Regions from separate parts of the Homo sapiens genome. Here region 1 is linked to region 2. A link is a loop called in an ENCODE intact Hi-C map of the cell type or tissue named here. Cell type or tissue: heart right ventricle. All regions are shown on one strand. Links, peaks and the distances in the headings refer to the core of each region. The heading gives the core; the rest is flanking DNA. Region 1 holds the start of ADCYAP1R1 (ADCYAP receptor type I). Region 2 holds the start of LOC105375222 (a long non-coding RNA gene).

Region 1 (8,327 bases), core at 157-8,156, 69 kb before region 2:
AGGTGTGTCTCCTTGGCCCACCCCCACCACAGGTGGCAGGAAGGAAATTTCAGGAGGAGGCAGTAGAGAAAGGAAGAAACAGAAGGCAGGACCTGGTTCACTACACAAGTCCACAGGCCTTAGATCAGCAGCTGGGAAGTTCAGAGGTGCCTAGGAAGGATATATATATGTTTGTCTCAGCCAACCCTCTGCAGTGCCCATCGATCAGGAGGGAGAAAGATGAGGGCAGCTAAGGCAATGCATGGAGTCTGCGGAGAGCTGGGATGAGAGTGTCCAGCCATCCTCCAAGGCCAACTCAAACCCCCACCACCACCTCCAGGAAGCCCACTCAGGCAGCACCCGCCCTTTATGACCTTGCCCTCCACTGAGAAGCCCTAGCCCTGAGATAAGGAGCCCCTCTCCTTGGAGCTGTTTCAGGTCTCATCATGTTCATTGTGAGTTTCGAGTCTTGTCTAGAAACAAGGGGCATGCCCAGGTTTCCGTGTGGCTTCCCCACCCATGAGGATGGGCACAGACTTGGACACAAAGGGTGAATGGTGAAGGGGGCTCAGGAACTGTTTGGCAAGCTCAAGTGACAGCAGTCAGTTTTTCAGTCCTGAATGTTGTCTCCAGGTGTCTTTAGAGTGGGGGAATCAATCACAGGGACAAAGCAGAGGCCAATCTGGGGGAGGGTGCTGAGGCCAGGCAGGGACCCTCTCCTAGGCCTGACCCATTAAACAGATGGGCACTCTGAGCTCCACGTAGAATGGAGCGAAGCATCCTAGGTACCATCAGGCATCTGCAGCTATCAGAGCTAAGCCCCTCCCTTTGTCAACCTCTCTGACCATTTATTTATCTTTCCTAACCTTACATCGCAGGAGCTGGCAACCCCTTCCAGCCAGTCAGATCCAGCCTGTAGCCTATTTTTGTACGGCCAGTGAGCCAGGAATGCTTTTTACATTTCTAAATGGTTGGAAAGAATTAAAAGAATCATATTTCACGACACAGGCAAAATGTATGAAATTCAAATTTCAGTGTCCATAAATAAAATGTATCAGAACAGAGCCATGCTCACTTGTTTACATATCATCTAAGGCTGCAGTAGGCTACACAGTGGAATTAAGTAGTTGTATATGGACACAAGCGTAAAATAATTGCTATCTGGCACTTTACAGAAAAAGGTTGCCTACCCTTGTTCTAGGCTTATGCAACACGCGCGTGCACACACACACACACACACACACACACACACTTTCCTCCATTCAATTCAATACTCAGCTGGACTTTTATTAATGAAGACCTTTGTGATCTTTGGGCAAATATCTCTGAGTCCCCGGGTGTGCCCAGATCTGTGTGAGAGGGTGTGTCTCAACGTCCATTTGTCTTTCTGGTGTTGCTTGTCACTATTGTGCCCCAGCTCTCTGGCAGGTGTCATAGAAAGCCTATATGCCGTCCCAGCTGTGTGTCATTCCCTCTCTGTGTGTCACTGTGGGGGTGGCTGTCACCATTTGCCTCTGACGGCATCCAGAGCTCGGTACAAACACGTCGCAGCTGAGGAGTTTCCAGTCTCCATCTTGCCAGGCGGCTGGACCACTAAGCCCAACTCATTCAGACCCTGGAATCAGATTCCTCTCCTCAGGGAAGGCTGAGGGTCTCTGAGGCCTCTAGGCCTTCCAGGGTGGAAAGCCACTTGGCAGCTCCTGTCTGGGGCATCATCCCTCTGCTCACAAACCTGCCCAGGACAGGAAACTCATTGTCACCTCCAGTGTCAGCCCCATGGTGGGTGGGTCTCAGGCAAGCAAGGCCTTCCTGGCACCGAGCTAAGCTCCGGCTCTGCACTTGGCACACCTTGGTTCTGCCCTGTGGCAGACAGCACAAGATGTCCTCCACTTAATCAGTGCCAGCCCCAGGTCAATGAAATGCTTGTCCCTGGGAGGGCGGCAACCTGGGACACTCCAGCTTAAGCCCTGTCCCCAAGAGAAAAGCCACCCTGTGGCCTTAGCTTTCCTAGCCTCTCAGCCACATATACTATAAACTCCCATGTGTGTATTTATTTATTCGACACAAATTGAGGGAGTGTCCCAAAGTTGACGCACAACAGAGAGAGGTGGCCATGTGAAAAGCCATGGGTCCCAAAGTGTTTCTCCAATCAATCCCCTGCCAGCCTGAACCTTATACAAAACAGGACTTAATGCACCCCTTAGCTTAGATCAGTCCCGAGAGTGCAGGAGAGGGATCCTTTCAGAGGCTCCCCACAGACACCTCCCCTCACCACACATGGGGACAAACAGACTTTTGGGGGTCTTGTCCCAGACACCCAACCACCCATGAACCACCCATGGCCAAAGAGGAAAAGTATCAGGCCCGCCTCCATCGTCACCCCACACACACTTGTTGATGGATCAGTTGGAAGAGCTGGCCCAGGGCCTGCTCAGCGTGTTCCACCTCCAATCTGTATGTTCAGATTTCGGCTTGTGTCCAAGCTGGTGCCTCTGCCTGCCCTCCCCAAGGTCAGTGAGGAGCAGAACTTAGCTTAGGACTGGGGACTCCACCAGTGCTACTTGTACCCAGCACCAAACTCATTTAATTGGGGTCTCCTGAGAAAACCTGGGTGCTGCCTGCTGCCCCTGCCCCCAAAGGCTCAAACATAGTTTTCCATCTGCTTGGGAATCCTACCGCCACTCAAAGCTTCTAGCTTGACCTTCAGGATGCTTGTCTGCCTCTGGCCAGCTGCAGTCCCAGGGCAAGTTGCCCTCCACATGCTGCGTCCAGCCCCTTCCCATCCCCCAACTCCTCCCCAGGGCCGCTCATGGGAAGAGCCAAATGCTGTGTCTTGGAGAGGGCCAGGGGGGCTTTGCGGGACATTGTAAGGCTGGGGAAGATAAAGGGAGTCTGACGCACCTGCACTCAAAAACATAAAAATGGTCGGAAGAATTAGCAGGTGTCCACCACCCCACCCCCATCTTCCAAAAAGGGGCTGAGCTCCATCCAGGGGTGAGGCTCCCCTCCTCAGCTCCACGTGAAATGCAATCGGCTTCCGGCTGGGTTCCCTCCTGAGGGTCTAGTTGCATCCATCGGCTCCCCTGTCCCTTCTGAGCCCCCTAACCTGCCAAGGTCCCGCCGAGGATGTGGCCTCCGCCCCCCGCAGCCGCCGCAGGAGCTTCTGCCTCTAAAGCGGCAGGCAGGGGTCTCAGCGGGCCCACTTCAACCTGGGAAGGCCGGTGCGTTTCCCCACAGACCCCGCAGGGCGTTTCTTCTGGGGACCACTGAAGCCCTGGCATCCCCAACCCCAGCCCCTCCGCGCCACGGGAAACGAAGACGACACTCTTTTGAACAATCCCGGATGTGTCACCACAGAGGGGCATTCTACACTGGCCCCTACCCCAACCCCCACCTAGCACATTGCTTGCCCACCCCTCAAACCCCGTGCGGATTGCGGTACCTAGCCCCGGGGGACCCTCCAGCCCTGCCTTCCCGATCCGCGTAGGTGCGTCCGTCCACCTAAGGGTAGGGAGGCATGTCCCTCCGGGTCCCTCCGGCCGCATGGCTTGCCTGCCCCCCTGGTCTCCCTTCTCCGCATCAGGAGGGGCGTGAGATAGCTAGGTCGACCCCCACCCCGGCAGTCTGCGGCGATCGGCCGCCCCGAGCGCAGCGCCAGACACTTGGGTTGGGGGGTGTCAGCCTGACGCGCAGGAAGGGCGCAGCGGCGGGAGGGGGCTTCATTTCAGATCTGGGAGGCTTGCCTGGCGCCGGCCCTCGCCCGCTCTCCGTCGGTGGAGGTCGCGGCTGGCGGAGACCGCCAAGCCAGAGGAGGGGATCCGAGGTCCCGGCTGGGCGAAGGTTCTGGAGGGGGAGAAGACGGCCGAGGCGTGGAGGGGCAGCCGCGGCGGGGCGACCCTTACCTGCTCACTGCGGGGCCTGTCCGTGGGGCCGGGGCAGACTCCGCAAAGGACGCGCAGCCTGCAAGTCCGCGGCCCGCGCGGCGCGGGGATGGGGAGCGTGTGCGCCGAGGAGCGCGCGCCGAGCCGGGTCTCCGCGCCTGTGTGGCCGGCTGGCGGCCGGGGTCCGTGTGTCCCTGCGCGGCGGCGTGTGCGTGTGCGCACGCGGGGACCACGCTCGCCCGGAGCCGCCGCCGCCGCCGTCACTCCCTGCCCGGGGCCGAGCGCAGCGCCCCCTTTGCCCGCCCCGCGCGGCGCGGCAGTCCAGCTTGGCTCCGTCCTGCGGGAGAGGCGCCGCCTCCGCCGCGAAGCCAGGCTGGGCGCTGGAGGGAGGCGACCGACCACCGCCTCCCCCTGCTCACTTCACAGGCTGGGGAGGGGGTGCTGCAGGCCAATGAGCGCCCGGGGGCGGGGTTAGATCGAGGGCGGTGCGGTGGGGGGCGCGGTGGGGGGCGCCGGGCTGCTCAACCCGACCCCACCCGCAGCACAGACTGGAGCAGGAGCTGCGGCGGGAAATCCCAGCGGCGGGGGTCGGGGGCGCTGAGGTGGAGCCCTCAGCCCCCTGTCATCCCCGTCTCCTCTGACTCTGGGCCTCCTGGGCTCACCACCCTCTTTCCAGTCTCTCCATCATAGCCAGGACTAGAAAGCCTTCTTTCTTCTCCCTAGGTCCTCAAGATTTCCTGTGTATCAGAGCCTGTCTTCCCTCTCCTCCAAGAAGCCTTCCTTACCAGGCAAGTCTCAGACCCTCCTTGGGCTCTTCTTTGCCCCTACCGCCCAGGCCTGGGAGGGTCAGCTAGTTTTGGGGTGCCTGTCGGGATGTCCTCCAATGTGACCCCCCCGCCCCCGGAGAAAGACCAGGAAGGGGATGGTGGTGCTTACAGGACAGAGGCAACTTAAAATATCAGACTGCCTGGCTCCAGTCCCTGCTGTGCCACAGCTCTGTGAGCTTGGGTAAGTGGCTCAGCCTCTCTGAGCTTCAGCTTCTTCATCTGCACAAGGGAACAATAGTACCGGCCCCCAGGTCTCTTCACAGCAGCATTAAATAAAAATGGTACACTCACCCCATAGTAGTTTCTCCCTGGTATCATTGATTCGCCGATGCTGAATAAATTACTATTGCTACTGTTATTACAGTCCTGTCCAACCTCCTCCTAGTGCAAATGGCTTAATAAGGAGAACTACACAGGTAAAGGTGGCCTAGCGGGTTGGCAGCGAAGCCCAAACTTAACTGAGAGTAGTTAGTTACCCACTCCCAGGCAAGTTCTCACCCTCTGCCCACCCCACCCAGCCCCCATCCCACAGCTGCTCCTGCCTGCCTCTGCTCTCGGTTTTTGGTCCCTGCCTCAGGCGTCAGTCTCTGAGAGCTCTCAGTTCTGCAGCCAGGCTCTGTTCTTGCCCATTCAAGTAAATTCTCGCTCAGCTTCCCTTTGGGTCCAAGTTCTAGGTATGGCCACCTTGTCCAGGAGGCCTCAAGAAGGGGGAAGGAGGAGGGAGAGCCTTGAGCCTTCCTTTGGGGTCGCCAGTCTACCAAAGAGGAAAGGACCTGTGGATGGAGAGGAATCCATATGGAAACTTGAAAGAAGCAATCTGAGGGCCCAGAAAGACGCGTGGAGGTTCCTAGGTCCATGTTTCTCTTTACTGACCAATGACCGCTGACCCCCATTGACACAACACACTGGTAGTCTGATTGGTTCATGTTCCTTTCAGTCCAGGAGAGCTTCCTGGTGGAGGAGAATATCAGTCTTATCTATATCAAGAAAGAATGAAGAGAAAGGAGAGAAGAAATAATGGAGAGAAAAGGGCCAGGTGCTGTGCTAAAATCAGACACAGACAGGACCTCCCTTTAATCCTGGCTAACCCCTTCTTAGCTTGTTGCCCTAACCCCTGAGAGCTGAGAGCCGCTTTCTTCATCTGCCTCCAACTCTGGTGTTGTGAAGATCAAATGAGATGATGTGTATAAAAACTCTCTATAAACTGTGAAACTAAGTGTGAGGGAAAGGAGGCTGCCAGGAGTCTCAGAGTCAAGAGGGACTCAGAGTGCAGGACGTAGAGGGCCTGGGAGTGAGAGGAAGGGTGAAGATCAAGGTCATCTATGGCAGACCAGCCCATCCTGGGAATGTGGATGGCCAGGCTTCCAGATAGAGGCCCCCCTACTTTGAAGTTCAGCACTCAGTTCCAGATTTATTCTCTTTCCGTACTCTTGGTTCTCCAGTTTCCACTGCGGGTTCCAGATCCCCTGGAAGGGGCCAGTGGGGCTGGAAATCCAGATCCTGCTCTACCCACTGCCCACCAAACCAGGCATGCCCCCATCTACCCAAAAAGGGCAGTTTTTTCTAGTGGATTCACCTGGAGGCGGCACCTCTCTAACTGTCTTAAAGATGCCGTGTAGGCTAGCAGCCCTCGTAGATTTCGATTCTAATTCCAGCCCCCCGAGTAGCATCAGCCTGGGTGAGGCATGGAACACACATTAGAGCTGGGATCCAGGAGGGTTGTCTAGTCTCCTTCTCTATGGGTGGGGTACCTTAGCCCAGAGGGGCAACAAGACTAGCCCAAGGACACACAGGCAACTTTCTTATCAGAAATCTTATCCTGCTGCCCAACTTAGTGTTGTTCTACCTTGTGAGCTCTTCCCACCCCCTTAATTCTGGAAGCCACTCAGGCTTTCACGTCCTGCGCTGTTCTCCGCCTGTCACAGGCATGCCACTGTGGTCTCTCCAAATAATCTTGGAAGAGGAGCTATGCCAATTCTGTTCCCTGAGATTAGGCCTCCCCAGGGACAGGCCCCTCTTCTCTGCCTCCCCACCCATTCACCCAAAAAATCAACTTCACCTCCAGATCTAGCTCTGACCTTGTAAGCCAGCCAGCCTACCACTCCCACCCTACCCCTACGTGCCTGGCTTTGGGAAGACCTGAGGCCAAGGGACCACCCCTGGGAAGGGTCTTCTCTCAGAGGACCCCTTGGGCTGCCTTCTGTCTCCTAGGGAAGGAGGCTGGGGGCCCCCCTCACCAGCTTTTCCCTGCCTTGAGGTGCTCACTGCCTCACTCCCTTCCACAAGCCAGCCAGCCAGGCGGGCAGCAGCTGAAAAATATGGGTTTTAATTCAATTTTCTGAGACGTGGCTGAGGGAGATGGATGCCAGGCCACCCTACCCAGCATTCATCTTTCCTAAGCAACAGTTTCCTCCCTGACTACAGGGCTCCCACCCCAGCCCACCCCACTCTACCCCACCCCACTCCAGCTTTTACGCTGCTCAGGCAAGAACAGCACACACAAGGACCCAGGTGCTTTATTGTAGACAGCTGACATCGACCGAATGCTCACCATGTCTTGCACCAGTGCTTGTCAACCCTCCGGGCGCTACAGAATCCCCCCGGGGAGCTTTTAAAAAATACCTACACCCAGGCCTCACCACCCAAGATAATTAGACAATTGGTCCATGGTGAGGCCTGGGCAAGAGAATGTTTTACAACTCCCCAGGGGATGCTAATGTGCAGCCATGGTTAGGCACCCCTGTCGTCAGCCCTTTGCTAATACTTTGCGGGCAAGCATCCCAAGATAGCATGCTCGTATGTCCAGAACAGGTTAGAAGTGTGCTGAGTTGCTGGTCCCTCAGCCTCCTGGGCAGCCATAAGCAGCCTTTTCCACTTTCCTCAGGAGACATATAAATGTTTTCATTTTCCACAGGCACCAGGGTATGGAAAGGCTGGGAAGTAACTGCCTTTTGTGCATTGGCCCATTTAATCCCTGTTTGGGGAATGGTGTGAGCCTTGAATGCCAGACTGTGAAATAGCGTTTCTGTCTATGGGAAAGCTTCATTCAGAATGCCCTCCGGTCTGCTACATCTGCACTGGGGTCAGATGGCCAGAGAGACTCTGAGAAGCCCCAGGTGCCTCAGAGAGTGCTCCCTGGAAGGCCTGGAAGCATCAGCATCAGAATAGAGCAAGCAACAGAGAGGCCTTGGAAAGCTCAGCCCCCCTAAGCTGGGTAAGCCATGCCCATTGCCCCACTAAGGCCCTTTGTCCCTGAACGCACAGGCTCCAGAGACATTCCAGTGGCAGGGCTGAGTTCCCTGGGAGAACACCCACCCCAGAAGCAGGCCCTAGAAGGTCAAGTGCACTCCTTTCCCCTGATGTCTCATAGAGGAGCCAGGAGGTAGCATCCTCATCAGATGAACCAATGCCATCTAGAACCTTTTCAGTCACCCCATGGACCCTGGTCCCCAGGACGCTTGGAATCCTCTGAGAAACCAAGGGAATGAAGGTTAGGTTGCTTAGATCCATGATTTTCAAACTGTATTCCAAGAGCTCTAGAAATCCTTGAAGCTGCCTCACAAAAAGCCTAGAGTCAAGGAGGAAGGGATACCCATGTTAAGAGATGCCTGGGAGCTCCTCACAGATTAGGCCTGAGTCC
Region 2 (8,269 bases), core at 270-8,269:
CTCCCACCTCTGCCGCAGCTGCTTCCGTCTTCTGCACTCTCAAGACCCACCCGCTCTCCACTCCCACCCCCTGTTGGCGCCCACCCCCAGCAGGCCAGGAACCTCACCTTCATGACGAATGCAGGAGCCAGCAGTTGGCCTCCCTCTCCTGCCCACCCCCAGGCCACACACCCACCTGCCAGCCTCTGGGGCAGAGTCCCCTTTCTCAGCCAAGGCCCCCCACACTGGGTTCAGGACCTGCCTTCTCACTCCTTCTCAACCACCCCGCTCCATGACGTGCCCCCCACTTTTCAGTGACTCCCATATCCACTTCTTAGCATTTTTACAGGCTGTCCTCTTACAACAAAACCAAATGACTCCTCCCGCTCCCTTCTGGCTCCCCCCGCCCTCCCAGAGGAGCCTCGGTAAAGGGTTGTTCTCCTGGGCTGCCCCAGCCGCTCCCTCTCAGCACCCCTGAGCCCAGCCTCCGAGTCCATCCTCCGCCAAATCCGCTCTCGCTGTGAGCTGCGCCTCCAAATCCTCTCACAAAGGCGGCTCAGCAGCACTCGGCCGGCTCAGCAGCCCCTCGCTGGGACAATCTTGGTTGGGGCCCCAGGATCCCACATTCATCCGGTTCTCCTCCCACCTCTCTGAGCACTCCTTCCCCTGCTCCGCCTCCTTTGGGGGCTCCTGCTCCCCCGTGGGATTGTGAATGTGTGGATCCCTCCAGGCTCAGCCCTCAGTCCCCTTCTCATCCTGCTCCTCACTCTCACTGCGGGGTGGCCCCACCTATGCCCTTGGCATCAAACGCCACCAATATACTGGCCACTCATGAACTCCACTTCTGAGCTGGGCCTCGCTCCTCACTCCAGCCCGCTCCTTGGCACCCTGCTGGCTGTCTCAGTGCACCCCAAACCCAATGTGCCCAAACTGAGCTCCTGCTCTTCCCCCAAAAGCTTGCTCCTCTCTGTCTCTCCTCATTCCAGTAGGCTTGTGGGACGCCTCCGTCCGTCTTCTTGCTCTCACACAGTTTCACCCCTGAGTTAGACAGCTTTGGACTTGGTCCTTATCTTTTCCATCACTATCACCCTAGTACGTGTCTCCATTTCCAGCCTCCCTGCTTCCAGCGGAGGTCTCTGCCTGAAATTCAGTCTTCGTATACCAGCCAGAGCGATCATTTAAAACACCTAAGCCTCGTCACATCACACACTTCAGTACCTTTTGGGATGAAACCTTAGCATAGCTTTCCTGACCCTGCGTGATCTGGGTGCCGCCCGCTCTACGCTCCCCTTTTCTCCCTAAGATCCAACCACAGTAGCTAACTTGCATCTCTTCCCACGCCGAGCTCCTTCCCACCTCGGGGCCTTCACACGTGCTGTTTCCTCTACCTGGTTGTTTTTTTTTTTTAATCCACTTCTTTTCCTGGCCAACTCATTCTCATGGTTCCAATCTCAGCTTAGCTGTCACTTCCTCCAGGAAGCCTTTTTATTTTTTACACTTCCGGTCTAGGTTTGGTCATCTAGATATTTGTTCTCCCAACACTTTGCTGTTCTTTCTGCATCCGTCACCGTTACTATGTGATTGCTTGAATGGTGTGCTTGCCTCTTGGTGCCACACATCTGTCATGCTTGTGGCCAGCCAGCATATTCTGAACACCCTTCTTGTGCCTGAGAACCTTGCCACAGTAGGAGGGCCCTCTCCAAGCTAGAGGTCTGAGCTTGCTGTACCAGCCTTCCTTGCAGCTAGTGGGCAGGGTCACTGGACTGTGCCATCAGGGGTAACTCTGTGGGACTTAGATCCAGAAGACAGCAATAAGAGGGAGCTGGTGCCAGGTGGAATCAAATTTTTGGCCAGCGTGGCAGGGAAGGAGTTTGGCTTTTCAGGAGAGCCATGTGGTGGTTCTGGCATTCTGTCCCTGGTGTTGGTGGTGTGAGCAGCTGTGTCCATGACCAAAAGTGGTGAAATGAGGAATTTGCCACAGTAGCCCCCTGGTGTGGGATGGGCACTGCCTCTGGGCCTGAGCTCAGGCCCTCCTAGAGACAGGGGAGCTACCTGATGTCCTTAAACTTGTCATGTTTTTGCTTAACTCAGCCAGAGTGGGTCCTGTTGTCTGCAACAGAGAGCCCTAAATAATGCCTTCTGTATCAGTCAGGATTCTCCAGAGAATAAAACCAACATTTTATATACACACCCCTCACACATACACACACACACACACACACACACACACACACACAGTGTAGAAAGAGCTTTATTGTATGGTATTGACTCATGCAATTATGGAGGCTGAGAAGTCAATCTGCCCTCTGCAAGCCAGAGACCCCAGAGGGCGGGTGGTATATTCGAAGGCCTAAGAACCAGGATCCTGGAGGGCAGAAGATAGATGTTCCAGCTCAACATCCAGGCAGAGAAAGCTCAAGTTCAACCTTCCTCTGCCTTTTTTTTTTTTTTTTTTCTATTCAGAACTTCAAGGGTTGGCTGGTGCCTGCTCACTGGGGAGGGCCATGGCTTTACTCAGTCTGCCAATTCAAATGCTAAGCCCTTCCAGAAACACCGCCACAGACACACCCACAAACAATGACTAATCGGATACCCAGGCATCCTGTGGCCAAGTCATATTGACATGTAAAATTGGCCATTGCCAACCAGACCCTAAGCCCCTTGTGTAGGGGAACATTTGGGGGTTGCTTGTAGCTGTATTTTCAGACTCTAGCAAGGTGCGTGTTCCCCAGATACTCAGTGAACACTCACCACATGGATAAATGTGTGCCCAGCAGACCCAGAGCCCTAGCAGGAATGTCATGAAAGTCCCTGGGGAGAACGAAGCCTGGGCCCGATACCACCCTCCTACCGGAACTTTCCTCCACGTATTGCTCTCTAAACTGAGATCAACCCCATTCCGCTTCCTGCCCAGCAAACGGTAGAAAGGGACCACTGCGCAGCCTGGCCTGGTGGGGCTCTAGGGTCTACACTCCCTGCCTGAGTCCCCTCATCCAGGAAGCCTTCCCTGACTGCTCCTGCCCACACTCACACCCAGTCCTCGGAGCTCCCACATCCCAGAGAGTCTGAGCCCGGCACACCAGTTCTCACCTCTAGGTTCAGGCTCATCCTTGCAGATCTTCCCAACATTCCTGGGGGCTCTCTGGGGACAGAGAATGGGCCCTTCATTTTCCTCTCTCCTCCTCTTTCTCACAGAGGAGCCCGAACATAACAGGAGGGAAGTCCGAGTTTCTTCCTTCTCTTTAGGAAACTCTCCTCTCAGGACCCGCGGGGAGGCTGGCTGGAAGGAGGACACCGGGGTAGTTGGGGGTGAGTCCTGCAGAAAGCCTGGGACCCAGGGAAGCCCCTGTGCTCCGGATCTTGCACGGGCTCTCGTGGTCCCTGATTCTCCTGTCTCTTCAGCTCTCACTCTTCTTAATCCGCTTCTTATTCATCAACACTGGGGTCTGGGGCAGGGGGCGGGGGGCGTGGGGATGTCTTGCTCCTCCACACTCCCGCCATGACCCTCCCTCCCAACCTAGGCTGCCCAGACCAGCAGCCCCTTCTCCACCAGCCCCTTCGGCTCGCTGAGCTCCAGTCAGGCCGCAGGGGTCCTGCGTCCATCTCCAGCGTCAGCTCAGGCAGGCAGCACCGTCGGCCCAGCCAGGGCTCTTGGCTGCAGTTAGACTGCCACCTGGTGGCCAGGATGATCATTGCGCTTCTCAGCCTAGCTCGTTGCTTCCCATCCAGTGTCCCTGGTGAGACGTCCTCAGACATCATCTCCTGAGCAACTCCCCCCACCCCCCCGCTCAGTTGTGGAAGCTGGAGTCCTGAGAGAGGAAGAGCTTGCCAGTCAAAGGATCTGCCCAGGAATCTGCATCGTAGGCCCAGTCTGCGAATCCCTGTCATGGGAGAGACAAGAGAAGTGATAGGAATTTGAGGCTCCAGTTGAAACTAAAAGGGAGCAAGTGGTGAACCTGCAGCCATTGTGAAACCTGTAGGCGAGGGATGGACAGTTCACAGAGTGAGCTGCTTCTGCCACTGCCAATATCATACACTCACTGCTGACACTAATGGCTAACTAACCACCAACTAACATTAACTAACGCTAACCACTCACTGCTAACCAGCCACTAACACTAATCACTAATGAACCACCAACACTAACTAGCCACTAACTACTCACTGCTAACTAACCAGTAACACTAACCACTAAATAACATTAACTAACACTAACAGCTAGCTGCTAAACTAACTGGTAACTAATCACCAACACTAACCACTAACATTAACTAATGCTAACCACTAACTAGCCACTAACTCTACCAACTGCTAACCACTAAAATTAGTCACAACTAGTATTAAAGAGCACTAACCAAGCTAACTAACACTAACTACTATCACCACTATGCTAACACCATTACTAACAGTGCTAACACCAGTTAAAACTCAGAGAAACATATAATGATGCCAGCCAGGCACACTGGCTCACGCCTGTAATTCCAGCACTTGGGAGACCAAGGCAGGAGGATTGCTTGAGCCCCAGAAGTTTGAGACCAGACTGGGCAATATGTACTGAGACCCTGTCTCTACAAAAACATTTTAAAATTAGCCAGTATGGTGGTGCATGCCTGTAGTTTCAGCTACTTGGGAAGGCTGAAGCGGGAGGATCACTTGAGCCCAGAAGGTTGAGGCAGCAGTGAACTGTGATCACTTTACTACACTCCAGCCTGGTCTACAGGTGAGACCCTGTCTCAAAAAATAATAACAATGCAGAAAAACTGTAACACTTATATTGTTTGTGCAAGAATTCTCTAGACCAATTTTCTGGGAGGCAATTTGCCAACAGGTACTAAAAGACTTATCATGTGCATTGCATTGGTTCAAACATTCTTCCACATTAGGATAATTTATTCTGAAGGTCTAGGAGTTTAAGTTTTTGTCTTTTTGAGGTATACATGAAAAAAATGTATGCAAGGAAGTTTATCATCACAATTTTTTTTTTTTTTTTGAGACGGAGTCTCGCTCTGTCGCCCAGGCTGGAGTGCAGTGGTGTGATCTCAGCTCACTGCAAGCTCTGCCTCCCAGGTTCACACCATTCTCCTGCCTCAGCCTCCCGAGTAGCTGGGACTACAGGTGCCCGCCACCATGCCTAGCTAATATTTTTGTAATAAATATTTATTTTTAAAATCGACAGAAACTTTCACGAATAAAATATGTTAAATAACTATTGGCTAAATAAATAATATTATATAGACTTTTCAAATTATGTAGCGGAAAAATTGTCTGCAAATGTTCTCCAGCAAACACTCATTTACTCATTTTTAATAACTGCTTTATTGAGATAGAATTCACGTACCACAACATTCACCATTTTAAAGTGTACAATTCAGTGGTTTTCGTGTATTCTCAGAGTTTGCAACCATCATCACGATCTAATTTTAGAACTTTTCATTACCTCAAACAGAAATAATGGAGCTAATATCCCATCGTATGGATATTCCACATTTTGTTAATTCATTCATAAGTTGATGGATGTTTAGGTTGTTTCTACTTCTTGGCTACTATGAATAATGATGTTATGAATATTCATGTACAAGTTTTGTGTAGACATACATCTTCAATTCCCTTGCCTATATACCTAGGAGTGGATTTTCTGAATAATTCAGTGTTTGACTTTGTGAGCAACTGTGCAACTTTTTACCAAAGCACCTGACAATTCTCTGGTCCCACCAGCAATGCATGAGGGTTCCAATTTCTACACATTCTTGCCAATACTTGTTATTGGCTATTTTGTTTTCCTTTTAGCCATCCTCATGGACATGAAACAATATTGCATTGTGGTTTTGATTTACATTTTCCTAATGACTAATGATATCGAACATCTTTTCAAGTGATTATTGGCCATCTATATATAATGTATATTGTTTTAATGCATACAAATCATATGAAATTTTACAAATATAATCTCAAGCTACTTCCAAAACACAGAAAAAAAATCTTTCTGGAAACATACAAAAGTATCTATGGTGAATGTCTTGGTAATAAGATGATGATTGATTTTTTAAAAAATCCTTCTGTATCTCCTAAATGCCTGCAATGAATATGAATTACTTTTATGATTTGAGACTGAATATGATGGGTTTTCAGACTGGGCCCGCACTTTGACATTTGTCTGACCAGGAAGGTGCCAGGCAGCCGGGCGTCATGGGCAACAATGTGGCCTTGGGCTTCATGTAGCTGTGTCTCCATTCCCTGGAACTCTCACGACTGTAAGGAAGGAGGATGTCCATCTGCTGCGTCCACCAGATACACACTTGTGAGCCAGCACAGGTAAAGGATGCCTACTCCTTCTGTTCCCAGTGCATGAGAAAAGATACCTGGTCCAGGCAGGCCATGGAGGACAAGCTAGATCCTCCGTGCAGAGGAGAGGGCCACCATGCAGGGGATCACAGAGAAGAGAGGCACCCAGGCAAGGACCAGGACAAGGCAAATGGCACCTGGCGATCAGCCCGAGTAGGCCTATTCTCTGTACTGGAATCTCCCTCCACCACTGTCAGTCAATAAATAGGTCCCCACGGACAGAGCCTGGGTCTCCTTCTCCTCCCCGCTGCCAAGAAGGAGGTTGGAAGAGGGACAGACTATGTAGATGTGTTACATTAAGGGAGTCCTCAGTTGGGTGGGGGACAGCAGGCAGTATGCTGGGACCCAGGAGGGCACACAATGGGGACGACGTAAGAGAAAGACCTGGAGTTGAGGCATCTCCACTCCAGAGGAAAATAGGGAAAGAGACTCAAGCAATTTCCAGAAGAAGAAACCCAAAAGGCAAGCGGGTACAGCAAGAGATGTTTACACCCATTAGATATCAGGGAGATGCAAATTAGGACAACAGTGCCATGGCACTTTACACCCATTTGGCTGGTGAACATTACAAAGCTGGGTAATGCCAAGTGTTGGTGGGGCTGTGGGACTTAGGGACCTCAAGAGCTGCTAGTGGGAGTGCAGAACTGAAGCATGCAATCTGGCACCTCCGAATCACATCAACAGGTGGCATAACGGATGCCCAGCACTGCTCCTCCTGGGTGTGAGTCCCGGACAGAGGCTCACTCTCACAGATCCTGGAGGGGACCGGCATGTGCATGTTCACTAGAGTGCAGGGGAGACAGGACAGGACAGTAACACGTGGGTGATGACTCTACACAGCACCACATACAGCCAAAACGACAGACCAGATGTATGCAGGGAAACACGGGAGCATCTCTCTCTCTTTTTTTTTTTTTTTTTTAAGACAGAGTTTCGCTCTTGTCGCCCGGGCTAGAATGCAGGGGCGTGATCTCGGCTCACTGCAACCTCCGTCTCCCGGGTTCAAGCAATTCTCCTGCCTCAGCCTACCAAGTAGCTGGGACTACAGGCACCTACCACCACACCCAGCTAATTTTTTGCATTTTTAGTAGAGACAGCGTTTCGCTATGTTGGCCAGGCTGGTCTCGAACTCCTGACCTCAGGTGATCTGCCTTCCTCAGCCTCCCAAAGTGCTGGGATTACAGGCATGAGCCACCGCGTCCACCCCGGGAGCATCTCTTAAAAGCACAGTGCTGAGGGGGAAACGTTAGAAGCAGGATGAGGCATATGACCAACAGCATTTATGTAAATTAAAGTACAGACACACAAAACACCACGTATTTTGCAAGACACACAGAAACACAAGTATTCACATTAAGCATGCTCTCTTTGCCTGTGAGAGGAGGCGAATGGGAGTGGTGAAGGCAAAAGAGAGTACATTTTAAGAATAAATAAAACAAGAGGCCCCTTGCACAGATAAATAATCATAATGTAGCATGAACTGAGGAATGATGAACGCAACTCAGCACCAGACGTCTAAATAAAGAACGCAGGTGCGCTCCCCTTTAAAGGCCCATTTACTCACTCAAACATGCGTCTATTCATTTACAGGTTTATTGGCTCCTCTGAGCCTTGGGCTAGAGCCCCAGGCCCCAGTAAGAGGAATGGATGAGAGCAGACACAGAGGGACCACAGAAGTCAGAGGTAGACATACAGGGACCTCAAAAGAGAGTCAGATGCAGAGACAGGGAGGAAGGGCTGCACCTGCCCCGGGCTGGGTAACAGCTGGGGTGGGGATGTGGCCCCCTTGCTCCTCCAGAGCATGGCAGACCCGTGGTAGCTGCCCAAATTCAAGTGTGGACTCCAGTGGCGTGATGAGGCAGCCTAGCACATAGATGTCAGCACCTTTGCCGCCGAGCGGGAAGGCGTGGTCCACTTAGCACGGGTCCTCCAGGCTGGCAGAAGCTCA

The links. A loop is a pair of places that touch in the nucleus more often than their neighbours do. Peaks named below come from ENCODE experiments on the same cell type or tissue, not always from the same donor. Only the 100,000 strongest peaks of a DNase experiment are listed, where the experiment ranks them.
Region 1: it touches region 2 in a loop (2.3-fold over the local background); 12 of 110 quality-filtered maps call a loop at or near these places.

The regions. Positions count from the first base shown.
Region 1 is chr7:31,048,233-31,056,559 of GRCh38, reverse strand. ADCYAP1R1 (ADCYAP receptor type I) reads right to left here and starts at 4,252. Exons shown (of 16, transcript NM_001118.5): 1 at 3,882-4,252. In heart right ventricle, for the core only: no CTCF peak of the experiment used is centred there; a DNase peak (open chromatin) is centred at 4,291; H3K4me3 peaks cover 2,673 bases; H3K27ac peaks cover 367 bases; H3K27me3 peaks cover 4,698 bases.
Region 2 is chr7:30,979,160-30,987,428 of GRCh38, reverse strand. It overlaps GHRHR (growth hormone releasing hormone receptor), which reads right to left. Exons shown (of 13, transcript NM_000823.4): 13 at 7,901-8,269. The coding sequence ends at 8,185. LOC105375222 (a long non-coding RNA gene) reads right to left here and starts at 3,605. Exons shown (of 3, transcript XR_927160.2): 1 at 3,070-3,605. RefSeq lists an enhancer at 2,436-2,961 and a silencer at 3,571-3,730. In heart right ventricle, for the core only: CTCF peaks have their summits at 3,458 and 3,662 (motif pointing left); a DNase peak (open chromatin) is centred at 3,658; H3K27me3 peaks cover 1,532 bases.